Regions from separate parts of the Homo sapiens genome. Here region 1 is linked to region 2. A link is a loop called in an ENCODE intact Hi-C map of the cell type or tissue named here. Cell type or tissue: heart right ventricle. All regions are shown on one strand. Links, peaks and the distances in the headings refer to the core of each region. The heading gives the core; the rest is flanking DNA.

What was found. Peaks named below come from ENCODE experiments on the same cell type or tissue, not always from the same donor. Only the 100,000 strongest peaks of a DNase experiment are listed, where the experiment ranks them.
Region 1: it touches region 2 in a loop (2.5-fold over the local background); 7 of 110 quality-filtered maps call a loop at or near these places.

Annotation. Positions count from the first base shown.
Region 1 is chr12:119,205,321-119,208,992 of GRCh38, forward strand. No RefSeq gene overlaps it. Among named protein-coding and RNA genes, the nearest start is that of HSPB8-AS1, 23 kb to the left of the region's middle. In heart right ventricle, for the core only: a CTCF peak has its summit at 1,252 (motif pointing right); no DNase peak of the experiment used is centred there; H3K27ac peaks cover 993 bases.
Region 2 is chr12:119,410,814-119,415,765 of GRCh38, forward strand. The region is part of intron 1 of CCDC60 (coiled-coil domain containing 60); the gene reads left to right. The region is part of intron 2 of PRKAB1-AS1 (PRKAB1, TMEM233 and CCDC60 antisense RNA 1); the gene reads right to left. Among named protein-coding and RNA genes, the nearest start is that of CCDC60, 79 kb to the left of the region's middle. In heart right ventricle, for the core only: CTCF peaks have their summits at 2,559 (motif pointing left) and 2,759; a DNase peak (open chromatin) is centred at 2,558.

The DNA.
Region 1 (3,672 bases), core at 1-2,500, 210 kb before region 2:
GAAACAAAAGCACCCTGAGGCCAGGGGAGGCATATACAGAAACAGTAAAAGGGAGCTGGGGGATGCGGACTGCCCTGTCTGCTGCTTTTATATGCATGAATAAGTGGAAGTCAGAAGTGGTTCAATTGCAGGGCATCAGTTGGACAAACGGCTGAAACAGTATGCAACCACTAAATATCATGCTCCTGAAGATGATTTATTGTCACAGAAATAACATGGGAAGAGCCAGCCTCAAATAATCAGTATGTATGATATTCCATTTAAAATAAATAAATTTAACTTTGCGTTTCTATTTTGTTTTAAAATACCACTATTTCTTGGCCGAGCACGGTGGCTGATGCCTGTAATTCCAGCACTTTGGGAGGCCGAGGCGGGCAAATCACTTAAGGTCAGGAGTTCAAGACCAGCCTGGCACACATGGTGAAACCTCATCTCTACTAAAAACACAAAAATTAGCCAGGCGCGGTGGCTCACGCCTGTAATCCCAGCACTTTGGGAGGTCGAGGCAGGTGGATCACGAGGTCAGGAGTTTAAGACCAGCCTGGCCAAGATGGTGAAACCCTGTCTCTGCTAAAAATACAAAAATTAATGGGGCGCAGTGGTGGGTGCCTATAATCCCAGCTACTCGGGAGGCTGAGGCAGGAGAATCCCTTGAATCTGGGTGGCAGAGGTTGTACTTAGCCGAGATCATGACACTGCATTCCGGCCTGGGTGACAGAGTGAGACTCTGTGTCAAAATAATAATAATAATAATAATAATAATAATAATAATAATAGTAATTAGCCAGGCGTGGTGGCAGTCGCCTGTAATCCCAGCTACTCGGGAGGCTGAGGCAGGAGAATCACTTGAACTCAGGAGACAGAGGTTGCAGTGAGCCGAGATCATGCCACTGCACTCCAGCCTAGACGACAAAATGAGACTCCATTTCTAAAAAAATTTTAAAACTTAAAATAAATACAATTTTGCTTTCTATTTTGTTTTAAAATCCACTATTTCTGTAAAGAAGTTGAGTGTTCACATTACTCTTTCCTTTGTGCTTGTTATGGACTGTGTGTTTTGTATCCCACCAAAAATCACATGTTGAAATCCTAACTCCCAATGTGATCGTTTTAGGAGTTGGGTCTTTGGGAGGTGATTAGGCCATAAGAATGCAGCCCTCATGAATGGGATTAGCGCCTTTATAAAGGGGGCCCCAGAGAGCACTCTCATCCTCTTTCTCCCATGTGAGGGCACAACAAGAAGCTGGCAGTGTGCAACCTGAAGAGGGCCCTCACCACCACCCGACCATGCTGGCAGCCTGGCCGTGGGCTTCCAGCCTCCAGAACAGTGAGGAATAAATTTCTACTGTTTATAAACCACCCAGTCTGTGGTGCTTTATTATAACAGCCCGAACTAGGAGCAGTGCTTTTCTGTGTTTTTCAAATATTCTTCATAGAGAATGGATTGCATTTCAAACAAGAAAAGTAAACCCAGCTGTTAGGTCTGAGAGATTCTCATAAGGAAATCTTTGATTTAATATATCACCTGATGCAAATTTTATTTCCTGTCCTAGAACATGGCATTGGTGTAGCCGTGTGAGGTTATCCATACACACTCCAGAGCAAGACGGCCCTGGTTTGAATTCTGTGCTATCATTTATTAGCTGGGTGACCCTGAGCAGATTTCTTAACTTCTTTGTGCCTCAGGCTCCTTGGCATAGGAGTGATGATGGAGTACCTTGTAGAGTTGCGGAAAGGAATAAATGAATTAAGATATGTAAAATACTTAGAGCAATTGCTGGCAAATAAAAAGCACTTTGGCAGCACAGACCTACCTTCCCCCACCCCTCCCTCATCTCTAATTAGTCTAAATGGCTAAGGCCTTTTTTTCCTCTCTTTTCCCTCTCATTAAAGCTACCCTGTTCCACCTTCTGTTGCATTCCTTGGGGATCCTGCCAGGTATAAGTGGGTAGTGATGAATTAATCAGGTTGGCCAATCACATTCTTCTATGTTCAGGTCTTACTTCCTCCAGGGAATGCCCTCTAACCCAGTTTTGAAGGCTCCAGAGAGCCCTGTACAGGCCTGGGGTGGAGTGGGGGTGGGTAGACACCTGTGGCTTCTGCCTGGCAGCATTTATGTGTCTTTACTCTGGTCATAGTCCCTCAATACCTCTTTGGGACATCTTTCTTACCACTTTGTGCAGATTCACTGGGAACGTCCATCAAAGGACGTCAACCTTCCTTCACTAGGGGTGGGCACATGGCCCAAGCTAAGCCAAGCAGAGCCTCTCTCCTGGGAATTTGAACCTCATGCAGAGAGACTTGAGGATGGGAAATAGTTGAAGCTGATTCATTCCAGAGACAGTGTCCTGAGATGTCCATTTTCCTTGCTCCAGATCCCCAGAGTGGCCCCATTCTGTCCTTCCTGACATCTAAATAGTGTTCAACATTTCTTTTCGATTAAATGAACTATCCCACATCCCTTTCTCCCCAAATTACGTAAAGTCTGTTTCTTTCACTTAAAAACAAAGAATACCAGCTGCTAAGCTATAGTAAGTACACTAGGAGAGAGGGAATGAGAGAGAGAGAGAGAGATGTCAGGCTGGGCAGCATAGCATCTCCCATGCTACCTGTAAGGTGACACCTGAGTTCTAAACCAGCCAAACTACTAACTCCTTCTGTGACCCTGGCCAAGTCCTTTCACCTCTCCCCCTCTTCCCCCAACCCCCATTCTCCTTTGCAGAGTTCTTTTCCTAGAAGAGTCCCATAAATGCAGTTGTGCTGGAGTCCCCTCCTAAGGCCCCTGTGCATTTTCCTGGGAGTATCCCACACATTCCACAGCCTTCTCTAAGCTAACACACCCAAGTCCCTTCCAGATCAGCTCTCTGAGGCTTCAGGTGGCTCCTAGACATCACCACTCACAGGATTCTCAAACTGCACATCTCCAAAGGAGAATCCACTATCTCTCCCTGCAAACTGCTCCCTTCCCTTCCTTCCCCCAAGTTAGTACTCAGCACAAACACCTTCCCTGCAGAAACCCCAGAGCTCTTCTAGACTTCTCTCCTTGTCAGCTGTCACCAAGCTGCTGTCCATACTCTCTGATCTGTATCTGCCAATACTGTCCTCTGCCATATGAGTTCTGTTGTCCAGCAATTGTCACTTTACAAAATCCAGTCATCCATTTATTACTTAACCCTTACAACAAGTCGAGGAGGTGGATGGATGGTATCATCTCAATTTAAGGAAACGGAGGATCAGAAAAGGAAAGCCATCTGCTTAGGGTCACACAGGAATTAGAAAGTAGAGCTGGGGTTTGAACCTAGAGATGACTGAGCCTAAAACCCATGCTGGTCCCTCCAGGACCTCCTCTGTCCATGGTGCCCGAATGCAGGAGGAGCAAGATCTAAGCCCGTCTCTCTCTGGCAGGTTACTAAGGTCCACAGTGCAAACAGCAACAGTGTTGTTCATGAGCTCATCTGCTCCATCTTGCTCCACCCAGCCCTAATCCGGGCTCATGACCTGGGAATTCATCTCCCAGGCAACCAGAGTGATGCAACAAACAGAGGAGCTGCCCAGGCAGGATTGGTGCAAGCCCAGGACCGTGGCTGACGTTCAAGGGCTCCAGCCCAGAATGCCCCCTCTGTGGAATTAGCACCATGTGCCCCTGATGAGCCAGAGGAATCCAAAACCCAG
Region 2 (4,952 bases), core at 1,082-3,581:
CTCACTGCAGCCTCTGCCTCCCCAGCTCAAGCAATTCTCCTGCCTCAGCCTTCTGAGTAGCTGGGACTACAGGCACGCACCACTACACTCAGCTAATTTTTGTATTTTTTTTTAGTAGAGACAGGGTTTTGCCATGTTGGCTAGGCTGGCCTCAAGTGATCCCCACACCTCAGCCTCCCAAAGTGCTGGGATTACTGGCATGAGCCACTGCGCCCGGCCACATTTATTTTTTTAACCGAAGTTTTACATAACATGGGAGCCTTCAGAAATGGAGACCCAAAGACCAAGGGAAAACTGTGTTTTTATGCTAAGTCTGATGAGAAGAGTGGATAGTTGTAGAGAAACGTGATTGGACAAAAAGGGGTGTTATCTAAAGGTAGTAAACCTAAGGGGAGGTGTGCTTAGGAAGGCATGTTTGTTCAGATTCTTTTCTGTGTCTCTGTAAGACATTTTTCCCCCAGGTATGGGACCAGAAACATGTCACATAGAACCATCAGGATGGAAGGGAGGAGGCCAGACAGTAGCCTTTCTAGGTTTTATGGCTTGCTTTGGGAGAGCGAAATTCTAGTTTCTGTGAGCCAGCTTGGGGGTGAAAAGCCTCGTTCATGTTCTGAACCCGGGAGGCGGAGGCTGCAGTGAGCCGAGATCACACCACTGGACTCCAGCCTGGGCAACAGAGCGAGACTCCATCTCAAAAAAAGAAAAAAATTGTTATGCTTTTCTCTCATTAATATGTCTTTTGTTATGGTGATGTCATCCAAGACCCTTGTGATGGGTGAGGTAAAAGGTTTTACTTTTTCTGCCCTATAGGTGTTTCAGACAGAAGGAACCAGACAGAGCTGGTTCTCACCTTGGGGGTGAGAAATTCCAGTTTCTATGACCTTCTCGGGAGAGAAAGAGGAGAGGTGGAAAGAAAGTCAGAGAGACCTTGTTTCTGAGCCTGTTCCCATCTCTTTCCATCCAAAATACTTAGCATGCCAAGGCACCATGTTTTGGGGTATCATGTTCTGAGCCCCGATACACCCTTTCCCCCAAGTTTTGTGTTCAGCACAGTCTGAATCGCTGCCAACAACCCTTCCAGCCCCCACACGGTTTGATGCCTGCACTTTCCTACATTGTAGTTAAGTGTCTCCTACTAGACCACCAGATCCCTGAGGAAAGGATGGCCCCTTGTTCAGCACCACATCCTCAGATATTTTCTAACTCCTAATAGATATTTAAGAAATATGTGAGCTGCTCTTGCCCCTCACTGAGCCTCAAAAGGTAATCCATGTAAATTTCCATCGAATGGCATCCAGGGGACAGCATTGTAGAATTCATATCCCAGCATCTCTGGTGTCACACTAAAGCTCAGCCCAAGAGTCAAGCTTCATCCAGCCCCAAGCAGCTCTCCTGAATCTTGGCTCTTTTCTCTTTCACCAGTGGCTTAAGCTCAGCTCTGCTTCTGCTCTTCACATTAAAAAAAAAAAATGAGGTTAAAAGTTATTAGCCAATGGGAGGCTGTGTTTCTTTGGACCTTCAGGGGGTTCACTTGATTGTTGCAGAGATGTCAACTTTATCTTCTTCCAGGGAGAGAGAAAACGGATGGAAGCCACTTGGGGGCTTAACCACCAACACACATCCTTCTTATCAGGACATTGGCAATATGAAAGGATACTTTCTTAGGTCACTCTTTGTTTCATTTATCCAGGATGAATTGCCAAATAAATTTTTTCATTTCCAAGAAAGGAAGTAAACTGTGGTGTAATATGCAATAAACAGAGCCCTGCAGCCAACAGGATACGTTTAAACTTCTGGTTCTAGCCCTCACTCACTCGCTGGGTGACCTCTGGCAAGTTATTTAACTTCTCTGGGTCTCGGTTCTCTTAATCAGAAAATAGAGATAATCATGCTATCAACTTTTGGAGTGGCTGTGAATATTTAATGAGAAAAGACAGGTAAAGCCCCCCACCCCCCCCCACCCCCCCATGCAGGAATGGTAATGGGGCACATTGATGCTGCTGTTCCTTACTGGGTCTGTGGCAGACATTGCTAATCAATCACAGATACTTCTTCTGATAAGACTGGACTGGAGGACACTCCAGACAGAATGACTACTCGTGGGTAGATTGAAGCTAGCGCTCAGATTGGAGCCCATTTGCCATCTCAAGCCTCCCGCATTTCCAGACACGCCATTTGCAAGGTTCACGATACAGAATAGAGTGGTTGTCACATCCCGGGGCTCCTGTTTCCTGAAGCTCCTCCAGGACTTTGAACAGCAGCCGCTAGCCCATCGTACAGATTCCCATTAGCTCCCAGGGTCTGACAGCTGGACTGCTGGCCCCTCATACCTAGTCTTTCAAAAGAGCTTATGAGATTAATGCATTTGATTAATTTTTTTAACTGGGTGGATAACACATTGGCTGTTGGCATGCCAGCTCAGTCTCAGGGCTGCTGGGGGCTCATTGATGCTGGCAGCCAATTTCCATTTCAATCAAGTGAGAGAAGAGGGAGGCAGAGAAAGAGATTAAAAGAAACCAGGACTTGATTGAAAGCTATGGCATCTAGCGCCACCTACTGTTATATCGCTGCATCGCTACTTTTGCTGACCATCGGGTCACTGACAGTCTTGCTCGGCCCTTAAGGCATCGCGGGGGGAACATTTTCGTGATCTCACACAAGTTATATTTTTCATTCATAGCTCATAATTGATTCAATGTGTATAAACTACAGGTACTCCTGGTATAGTGAGAGTAATAGTGACATTTCCTTGGCTTGTTTTGGTTCACAAAGCCCTGTGTACCAAGTGGGCCTCTCAGCATCCTCATGGCCCCTGCATGAAGATTAGGCAGTGCCAGGTGGGAGCCCGGAGGTACACAAGAGATGACTTTCTTCGGGTCACGCAGGTGTGGTGCATGGAGAGGGGATTCCGACTCCACATTCTTTTCTCCTGAATCCGTCCCTTGTCCACCTCTGCTCCCCCAGCCCACCTTGGGGCCTGGCTCCTCAAGCCCCTCAGAGAGCAGTCCCCACTCCATATGTGCCAGTGCGTAATGGGGATTTTACTGAAGGGTTCACAGAAGAGAGGGAGAAGGTTACATTGCACCTCACACAGGAAAAAACAATAATACAGTCCTTTAGCTGCTTGTGGGTTCTTTTCTGGATGTCAGTTCCCCCTCCCTCACCTCTTCTCCCAGGCCCCCTCCTAACCCTGCACTGTCTATCACTCTGGTTTGCTTTTTTTTAGATGGTATCTCACTCTGTCACCCAGGCTGGAGTGCAGTGGTGCGATCTTGGCTAACCACAACCCCTGCCTCCTGGGTTCAAGCGATTCTTCTCCCTCAGCCTCCCAAGTAGCTGGGATTACAGGCACGCACCACCACACCCAGCTACTTCTTTTCTTTGTAGAAGAGAGGGGATTTCACCGTGTTGGCCAAGCCGGTCTCTAACTCCTGACCTCAAGAGATCTGCCTGCCGCAACCTCCCAAAGTGCTGGGATTACAGGTGTGAGCCACCACGCCCGGCCACTCTTGTCTTTATTAGCTGGAGCCATCCTCACTGTGTGTCTCCCTCAACCCTCTTCATACTCACCTTCCTTCTCAGCAAACCCTTCTTTAAAAACAGGAAGGATTTAAGAAAGAAAATAGTGGAATAATGTCTTTCCTTCCAGTTCAAAGGATGGGAAGACTGAATTTTCAGGGAGGCTTAATGGCTGAGGACTCAAGTTTTTTGTCTTGTTTTGGTTTTTGTTTTTATTTCATTTTGTTTTGTTTTTAGAGACAGAGTTTTACTCTGTTGCCCAGGCTGGAGTGCAATGGTGCAATCATAGCTCACCACAACCTCAAACTCTCGAGCTTAAGTGATCCTCCTGCCTCAGCCTCCTGAGTAGCAAGGGCTACAGGTGCATGCCACCATGTCCAGCTAATTGTTTTGTTTTTTGTAGAGAGAGAGGTCTCACTATGTTGCCCAGGCTGGTCTCAAACGCCTGGCCTCAACTGATCCATCTTGCCCTCCCAAAGTTCTGGGATTACAGGCATGAGCCACCACACCTGGCCTGAAACCTAGTTTTAAATGCAGGAAGACCAGGGTTCTCATCCTGGTTCTGACCACTGACCAATTGTGTAACCTTGAACAACTTCATCTATTCTTCCATTTCTCCTTCTGTAAAAGGGACAGTTATTTTTTAATAACCATCTCATTGGTTTGTTGGAAGAAGTAAATGAGATTGATAATGCAAAATGCTTAGCACAGTGCTGATGTGTAGCAATTCTTCAATAATTTGTCAGTTTCGGTGACTTAGCCTCACCTTTTTTTCCACTCACTGATTAAAGGGAGATTCCATTCACTTAGACTAAAATGCAAATAGTGTATCTCTCCAGAGTTGTGCAGCGTCCAACCTGTGCATCCTTATATGACAGCCTGCCAGGCTTACAGAGACCAAGGAATGCATCACAGCAAAGAGTTAAAGGATAAACCACAGCTAACAAATTGAAAGTGAACTGATAGCACAAAAGCATCCTAGGAAAAAAGGGCAGCAGGTGCAAAGACCCTGTGATCAGAATGAGCAAGACACTTAAGGGAGGCTCACTGGCTAGACCATAGAGATCAGGACAGTGGAGCAATGCAAGATCACACTGAAGGCAGGAGCTAGATCACAGAGCTGTGTAGTTCCCATCAAGGATTTTGGACTTTAGTCTAAAAACAATAAGGAAAATTTTAGGCAATGGAGTCATGGGATTGGGTGTGCATTTTGGAAGGGTCAGCTATGTGGACAATGGACAAGGAAAACAAGAATGGAGGAGAGAGGTCATCGGAGGCTGTGTCTGTTGTCCAGGTGGCTTGCAGCAGCGTGGGAATGACACTGGTGGGAAGACAATGGAGGGAAAAGACTGGAGAGCTCTCTAGGAAGCAAAGTCAACAACTTGGTAAATTAGCTCAGGGCTTAGTAAACTTTTTCTGGAAAGGGCCAGATG